2 separate regions of the Homo sapiens genome follow, and region 1 is linked to region 2. Evidence: chromatin contacts called from ENCODE Hi-C or POLR2A ChIA-PET data. All regions are on one chromosome and are shown on one strand. Each heading gives the region's core, a stretch centred on a gene start or an enhancer-like site at or near the end of the contact. The rest is flanking DNA. Distances are from core to core; before and after follow the strand shown.

Region 1 (4,214 bases), core at 12-2,511, 64 kb after region 2:
GTGGACTTCACTGCTATTATTTTTTAATCTGCTCATTCTTCCCTCTGGCTTACGGGGACACACCATGAGGGCCACTGTCTCTTACTTTCAGCTGGACTATGAATCCACATGCCCCTGATTCTTTCACAAAGATGCTGCAAGCCACCCCTCACAAGGGCTTCCTGAGCAGACATCTTATTCCTTCCAGTCCAGCATCAGTGGATAAAACAGAACTAAATTCATCGCTATTCCACCCACCCCAACTTCCTTCCTTCATAAACTAGCCACAGAGCAGAGGCCCAGGAGCCTGTCCAATACATCTCAGGGTCCCAAGTACTTCTCCCCACACCAGCCTAGGAAACCAGGGCTGGCTGTCAGCAAAATGAATAAAATTCCTATGTTTGCCTAAAAGGCAGGGGAGGGGAGTGGAGAGCTTACCTCTGAATTGCAATGTTACTAGGACACAGTTTGCTGTAATAATACCAATTAACATTTCTCCCCACTTAATAGTTTCTAGTACAGGATAAAAATAGCAATACACGTGGTGCTGAGATGCGAAAAATAACAATGGAAATCTGCTCTGGAAGAGTCCTGCTCTGTCTCACCAGGGAAGGGTGAGGAGGTAAGTGGGAATATTAGGGGAGATTCAGGAGGGAGCTGCAGAGAACCTGCTAGAAATTAAGAGTCTGCCATTGTCTTACTTCTCTTCTGTCCTCAGTCACCAGCTATACCACCAGAAGGCCCCTGTGGCATGGCGAGATGCCGTCCGGCTTGGAATGAGAAGAGTTGATTGCTGGGTCTCCACTCTGGCACTAACCAGTTTTGTGACCTTGCCTGAGTCAGGGAACCTCTTTAACCTGATTCCTTATCTGTAAAGTAAGACTCTCAGCACCTGCATCTCAGGTGGGTGTGCATCGAAATACAGTGAAAGGGCTTTGCAAAATATGTGGAATATGTGAAAAATGTGTCAAAATGCTTTGCAAAATATGTGAAAGGGCTTTGCAAAATGTAACCCGAGATTCACATGTGAGGGTAGGTCCCTAAGAATCTGTAGTAGTGATGCAGGTGGCACTTGCCAATACAACAACCTTTATTGATCAACAAAACGAAAATTACCAGGAGTTAGTCCCTCCCCTCAGCAGGACTAAAGGATGCCAGTGGTGTAGGCATTCTATGGCGCAAGCTCAGCGGACCTACCCTTCAAGGACCAGCACCTGTCTACAAAAAGATTCCTCAGATGGAAACAGCTCTTCCTAAGGACGAGTGTGGCCTGGCCAGAAGCCCATTTTCCTCAAAGCTCTGATATATTTGGCTAGGAGAGAGGATGCCCAGTCATGCTGGAGAAATTTCCTGGAGGCTGGCTTCTCTTCAATGGCTGTCACTCAGAGCCTGACCCAGCCCCGGGGAGCCCAGGTGCCATCTATGGGGAGGGTGAATGATGAGGCACTGGAAGTTTCCCTCCCTCCTTTCATTCCCTCCACCACTTGCATCCCCCACTCCCCAGACCTCACCCCAACAACTGGACACACAGCCCATAGATAGGGTGATTTCACGATTCAGTCTAGACCCCCCCACCAGGCAGTGTGGAGGCTGGGGCCTCTAGTTGTGCTGCATTGGGTCCCCTGAGCTCCCCCGAGGTGTCCTAGGAGTCTTTGGGGAACACTGGGAAAACTGAGAGGGAAGCTCTGAAACCACTTCGTACCCACCAACATACACCCTCAACCTGAAATGATTTTTACCAGTTTAATGTTTGGCTTCCACATAAGATTTTATACAAAGAAAAGGTTCTGTCTCTAAACTCTAAAAAGTTTTACAATCTTTGTTCCTGGGGCTTATAAGAATCCAGGGAAAGGGGACCTTACCTTGGTCCTTGGATTGGAGTGAAGTCACCTAAGGACCCATCCAAATAACGACCATGTTTTATTCCTAGTGGGAAAATGTAGTCCAACAGTAACACCATCCAAAATCTCTCTGGGCATGTGGCTACCACACCTAAGTACAAGGAATTTTCTGTTTCTTGGAAAAAGCCCTTCGTCCTCTCCCATGTGCTGTCATCCCAGGATCATGGGGCCTGGGAATGTCAGTTCGGGCCAGATGAGTTCAAGTGAGCAATGTGTTATCACAAACTTGGAAGGGGAGACAGGAAGCAGGTTTGGTGGGAAGGAAAGAAAGCAGAAAGACCCAGAGGAGACCACTTTTCCTGCAGAGCTGGAGGAGAGAGGGACTGGAAGAGCCCACAGAGACCCATCTGTGTTTTTCAAAACGCATTTTTAGAAAAAGAGGAGGCTAGGGAAACAGAGACACCTGCTTAGAGCCAGAGAACATTCCCTTCGAAGGGATTCAAAAGCACATGGGCAACACAAGCCACTGTGCCAGGTACCCACGCAGGTCAGGGGCCTGGTCTCAACTTGGGAAACATCAAGAGGCCAGCAAGCTGAAGCCCCTCAGCTCAGCTTCTCCCCTCAGAGACGAAGAAGCTGGAAGCCATCAGCCAGCTAGGCAGAAAGGGGTCATCTATCATTGCTTGGCTCTGAAAGATCTTAGAGCAAGAAGGATCCAAGAGAGAGGGCCAGTGTGAAAGGGGGAAATATGCAGGAGGGACAATGTCTGACATTTTTTGGAGGCTGTAGGTCTCGGGCAGGAGTTGTGGCTGACCACACTCAGCTCAGCCTGAGCCCAACAGGGCATGATGAGGACCCGTATGGGCTCTGGAGCCAGGAGTCAGGCCCTGCATTCAAATCCTGCCTCCAGAGCCTGAGACATGTGGCCTTGGGTTAGCTCTTTATCCTGTCCGGACCTCAGTTTCCTTGAGCGTCCTTAGCAACGATAAGCATATCTACTTTGTAGGGCTGTTCTGAGGGTTGAAAGAGTTAGCAGATGTAAATCACGCAGAGCAGCATCCACACTTGGTAAGCCTGCAGTCAGTGTTGGCTGGAGCTGCTGTGGGGAAACCCCCTTCACGCTGAGCCCCATTGGGTCCAGCCCTCCCAAGATGCAAGGATGGAGGTGGGTGGATGAAGTTCCCCTGGTGGCAGTGGGATGTGAACAGCACCCCCACAGCAATTCTCTTTATGTGTAACCCCCTCCCTCGGGGGCAGTCTCTCCACTTCCATCTTTTCTTTTTCTCTTCTCTCTCCATTTTCCTCCTTTTTTAACTTTTTAATCACTTTCTAAGTTCTCCCCCTGTGTTCTTTTAGCAGATTTGCAGAGCCATCTATCAAGAAGCTTAAATAATGAAGGACCATAGTTGCAATTGCCTGTTCACAGGCTCTTGGGCTTTCTGGGTGATTAGAGGAGACTCCTGCTGGGGGAAGCTGCCTGACTAGAATGTTTTCTAACCTCTTAGAGAAGCTCCCATGGCTGCTATGCCTTAGCTGCCCTCCATGATCATTAGCGACTCCCTAAGCAGCCCGGTCAGGTAAACTGCACACTACTTGCTCCACACATGGAAAAGCCTCAGAGGGACTGAGAAGTCACTGGTGGGATGGGGACTGAGAGTCCACAGCCCCTGAGGCTGCCTGTCTCCCAATTCATCAAGTCACAAAATAAGATGAGGAGCTCCTAGCCCACCTCTCTGGGGTCATCTCCACAGCTCTGCAGAGTGGCTGGTCTTGGGGCCAAAAGAGGTGCGAGGGTAATTGACCTATATTGGGGGGTGAGTTTGCATTATTTTTCCAGAGCTGAGTCCGTCACAGTCCCTCACAGCCAAGGTGACCCATTAGGCAAGAGCTCAGGGTTCCGCCTGAGACCGTGGGCCAGAGGTATTTGCTGTCCCCCTGCAGGGGACCCGTGAAAGACCTTGGCCTTGTTACTATACTGCTTCATACAACTTGATCGTCCCATCCTAGGCTCTGAAAACTGGTCTGCTCACCAATGGTACTCACCAAAAACTTCTTTGAAGATCCCACCTCTCAGCTGGGCATCATGTCCCAGTGCATGTCCTAAGCACATCCTGTGCCAAGCACATTTTCTGGTCTTCAGTTCAAAGGTGGGAAATTAACACACAGAGAGAGGGCAAAGTAACTGCCAAAGATCACAAAATTAAAAGACGTTGAACCTAGGGACCCAGACTCCCAGCCTATTCCCATGATGGCCCAAGAGAATATTCCCATAGGTGGTATGGGAGTAAGTTGTTTCGGTCTTTCTAATACTTCAAATAACCTCATTATTCAGGATGGTGGTGTCCAAGTGGTGAAACAGACCATCCCTGGATGGCAGCACTACCGAGGAACACA
Region 2 (4,556 bases), core at 1,183-3,682:
ATCCCAAAGCCTGCCAGGAAGACCCTGCTGAGTGTCCCGCTCTCCTGAATAGCCCATGTCCTCACTATCACAGGTTCTATTCGTGTCGCAACAAGGAACCACACATCCAAGGCAGCCAAGCCAGGAGGGCCCTGGGTGTGCGGGAGTCAGCTCTGTGGAGATGCCGTCCATGCCCGGTCTGACGGGAACCCCAGCTCTGCGTTTCTCCTTTTCATGAAGCCAGTGAGCCAAAACCACCCTCCTGGGCTGGCCCAGTTTAAGAGCCTGGGCTCCAGGGACGCAGGGAGGCCCCTCAGCCCAATTATAAATCAATCTAGCAGCACTCACTGAGGCCATTGCCATAAATGGCTCTAAAAGCTCAGCCTCTTTCGGCCCAATAGGCTCAGGGCTCCAGGATTAATGAGCATCAGCTGCCGGCAGGCTGGTGGGGACAGATGCCGACCTAATGAGCACAGTGGCCCAGCCCTCGCCAGCTCGAGGTGGACAGGGCTGATGAGCAGGTGTCATTGTCATGATGCCCCTTTGCCAAGTGTCACTTTGAAAGGGAGGGCTGTTGTCATCAAGTGGCATCTTATTACCCCACCTCAGGACACCCACAGGAGATTCTAAAGGCTGTCCACAAAGATGGCCTTTGTGGCTGCCACCTCCACTCCTCAGCTGGCCCTGGCACCAGGTTTTTCTCAAGGCCTCTCAACCACAGGGCTGGATAAGGGTTTTAGAATCCTGGGCATCCCCTCCCATCCCATGCCATCTGATTGGTGCTGCATTAAAGTACAGAGGTCCCTGCTAGAATTTCCCTCAGTCACGTCTCTATTACACCCACGGGCTTCAAGTTTGCCTGGAGTATTTACACACAGTTCTGCAGATTCAAATGGATTCAAATGGGCGCAAGGGCTCAGCATCACACTGGTCACCAAAGGGACACAACCCAGTCCCTGCAAGACATATCAGCTTGTATGTCAGTCAAAGACACAGGCCTTAGAGGGACTGATCATAAGCATAAAACATAGCAACAACAAAAATAGTCATGATCACTTCTTCAGCATTTATTTTGTGCCAAGCACTGTTCCACGCTCTTTATATGTGCTGGCTTATTTAGTAAATGTGAATGAAAGACTCTGAATAATAAGAGTCACGTTATATTAAGGCAGTCAATGCAGGTGAAACAAAAAAAGGAAAGATCACTTCGGCTGACTGGAGAAATCAAGAGAGGCTTCATGGGGGAGGCGGGACCACACTGGTCCTAGTGCAGTCTGGGAAGAGTGTTCCAGAAGCAGAAGCAGGCACACCTGGGCAGGGCTACAGTGAGTTTGCTGAAGGTCACACATCTGTGCTTTGGAGGGCAGAGCTGCAGGGCCACAGGTATATTCAATGTAGTGGGTTCTGGCATCTGAAAATGTTGTTAGGATGAAATTTCAAAATCAGGTTTTATTCCTGATGAAAGTAGACTGCTCTTAACTGGGGCTTCACTGCTTCTTTTCCATTTCTGTTTGGAGTGTGATTTTTTTAAGGTAAGATGTACACGCAATGAAATGTGCAGATCTTCAGTGCACACTTTGATGAGTTTTTGACAAATGCCTTCACCTGTGTAACTAACAATCCAATCGAGATCTAGAATACTTTCATGGGCATGAAAGGGGAGGAATGTGACCTTTGTGATCAGATGGTCCCATACCTACATCTTCTGGGCATTTGTAAGTTGGAATAAATCAAAATAATCAACTTCCTCCCTTACCCCACGCCAGTCCACCTCCTACCCCCGGAGAAAAAATAAAATAAAATTCATCCACATCTAAACAGACAAATGCCTACCTAGTCTGTCTGTGTATTTGTTACCTTTGTGCCCCAGAACCAAGCTTCATACCAGGCACAGAGTGAATGATCCATACGTGTTTCTTAAAAAAAGGAATTAACATCCTCAGATTAAGGTCTCCCAGGAAGTAAAGGACTCCACTTTCTCTAAGTTCCCATGTGACACTGACAATTATATTTTCCTGTCCTCTCTGTTGAGATTAGGAAGGAGTCCCTAGGAGGATGCAGAAGAGTATCCTTTTGTCCTGTCTCCTACCTGTCACCCAGACTCTTGTGTTCTCTACAGCCAGTCCATCTTAGGCCTCAAATTCCATATGTTTGACAAAATCAAGCAGGTAGTTCAAGGTGCTCGTCTCTCCTCCCAGCTATTCAGCAGACAAAATCTGTGACATAATGTACCCCAGCCTCAGACACGCTCACCCTTCTTTCCCAGGCCCTGTGTGAATGGGCCAGGCCACTCCTTGATAGTTTTCAGGCAAAACACATGAGAACACTCCCAGGAAAGAGAAGCCTCCAGGGGTACCATCCGTATGCATACCACGCATTTACTTCCTAGCCTCACCAGCGTTTTGGGTGTGGCCACAGCTACTCCCCAAACCTTTCATCTTGCAAGTCCCTAGATGTCCTCCTCGGGAAAGCTCCCTGCGCACAGCTTGTGGGAGACTGCAGGCTCATAAACAGCATAAGCCAGCATTCCAATCAGATTATTTCTCACTTGCAATATTGCACAAAGAGAAAAAAATAATGCTGAACATTCTGTTCGTGGAAGAAAAAATAGCAGGAGAAAACTGTCACATTGTTTGGTCTATTTTCAATTTCATTCCCGAGCCCTGCAAATAGCTATCTGTGCAAGCAGGCCAGAAGAGGACTCCAGCGACCTGACATGCACGATCTCAGATCAGGTCTCTAGGGCCTGTGAAAAAGGGAGAGACCTTTGGCTGGCACATATCTACACATGTGATAAAATTGCACAAGACTAAATACACACTCGCCAATGCAAAAAACTGGTGAAATCTGAATGGATAAGCTTGGTGGGTTGTACCAGTCAATTTTCCATTTGTGATATTGTACTATAGTTATGCAAAATGATGCCACGTGGAGGGGAGAACTGAGTGAAGGGTACAGGAACCCCTCTGTACAATTTATTGCAATTGCATGCAAATTCACGATTATCTCAAAAGGCAAAGTTAAAAAAATGCGCTTCCAGTGTCTGATTTAATGGGACTAGGTTGCAGCCTGAGCATCAGAGTTTTAAAAGCTCCCTAGGTGGTTCTAATGTGAAGCCCAGGCTGAGAACCTTTGCTCATGAAGGTTGGGAAGGTGAGACACACACATGAAATCCAGAAACAATCAGCATGTGATACAGTACCAAAAGCTTCATGAATACTTGTGGAGCAAATCAGTGAACTGCTGAACAGACGCATAAGGTTAGAGGAAGTCCGGTAGGATGAGGGAAGACTTCATGGTGAAGTGGAACTTAATCAGGACGGGGCATAAGTGGAGAATTCAGAGGACGGGAAAGGGCCCTCTAAGCCAATAAAGAAGGGCTCAGAGATTGTGTGGCCATACTGGGGAGGAGGGGAAGAACTGAACTTGGGGACAGCTGAGGAGTGAAGATGGATAAAACTTTTCATAATAAACTGGCTCTATCCCTGTGCTTAGACGAGTGGATCTTTCAAACACCTGAACCAGCTCTAAGTCCCTGCAAATTGCCAAGAGCAATTTTCAGCAAAAAGCCAATTCCCCAGAAGGCACTTGGCATCTCTCAGATAAGCAAAAGAGGGGGAGGCTGGAGAGGCTTCAGAATATAGTATCGATGGGTATAAAAGTAAGCAGTCCTTGTCATGGTTCATGTCACTTTGCCTGACTGCACTTCAGCTGGCCTTAGATTCCCCAGTCGAGAGCCCAGCCAGGTGCTAGAAAATACCAGAAATGACCCGGGAAAGGGTAAAATGGAAATCTCAAGCCTACATACCAAAGCGAATGCACTTGACTCAGCAGGTCCCTAGAGTAATCATGCAACACCTCTTTATTCTTATTTTATACACAAGTCTAATAAGCTTGAGTATCTGTTTCCAAGCCCGTAGCAAATTAAAAAGAACAAATTAAGTGGCAGCAGGAGAGCTGCATCAGACAGGATCAGTGACAACAGTGAGAAGTGACAGGTGCCAGACACCCTGACGGTAGGCGGGGAGACAGAAAGCTATAAAAAGTAACTTGGGGCACTCACCTAACATGAGGAAGCCACCCTAGCGAGGCACAGGGGCTCCATTGTAAAGGTGGAGAAAGAGCTTTAAGATACTCAAGTCCAAGTTCTAAATGCCTTGGAGAACATCTCTTTGCCTTTTCCTGTTATTAATTAGTCCAACATACACACAGGGGAGAGGGGCAGTGTGCTGCTGCAGGCTGCCACTATGGGAGGGGCAGCTGGCTAATCATCTTATTGCAGGAAATACCCCCTGCCAAAAACACAGCTCCCCTCTCAAAGCCTGCTTTCTCACCTTGTAGCACTGGCCACTGCCATCACAGGGTATGCAGAGCAAAGGACAGGCTGCTCCCGAGCCGCTCAGTCCATCGGATCAATCAGGTTTAACAAGGAGGCATCCGAGGATCAGGAGAAACACCTCCTACATTATTACCACAGCACCATCACTTTGCATGAGACAGGTCTGGCTGGGAACGCCACCTCCAGCATGGACAGAAACTGCGTGTCCTTGACCCAGTTGTTTCATTTCTTGTGCTGA

Evidence for each region. Hi-C counts contacts between places; a loop is a spot of excess contacts on that map. ChIA-PET counts read pairs that join two places held with the same protein, here RNA polymerase II (POLR2A). Pooled maps may share reads with other maps.
Region 1: a map of posterior vena cava shows a loop between it and region 2 (3-fold over the local background). The contact joins two enhancer-like sites. A Hi-C loop is called at or near these places in 10 of 168 maps with a recorded cell type or tissue (CD8-positive, alpha-beta T cell, ascending aorta, cardiac septum and 6 more) and 11 of 50 pooled maps. POLR2A ChIA-PET finds 5 or more read pairs at or near these places in 1 of 52 experiments (PC-3).

What each region holds. Positions count from the first base shown.
Region 1 is chr7:132,463,640-132,467,853 of GRCh38, forward strand. All of the region lies in intron 3 of PLXNA4 (plexin A4), which reads right to left. Among named protein-coding and RNA genes, the nearest start is that of PLXNA4, 110 kb to the right of the region's middle. Within about 2 kb of position 1,262, at least 4 of the 41 ENCODE cell types and tissues checked have a DNase peak (open chromatin) inside an H3K27ac peak, as active enhancers do.
Region 2 is chr7:132,398,322-132,402,877 of GRCh38, forward strand. All of the region lies in intron 3 of PLXNA4 (plexin A4), which reads right to left. Among named protein-coding and RNA genes, the nearest start is that of PLXNA4-AS1, 48 kb to the left of the region's middle. Within about 2 kb of position 2,433, at least 3 of the 41 ENCODE cell types and tissues checked have a DNase peak (open chromatin) inside an H3K27ac peak, as active enhancers do.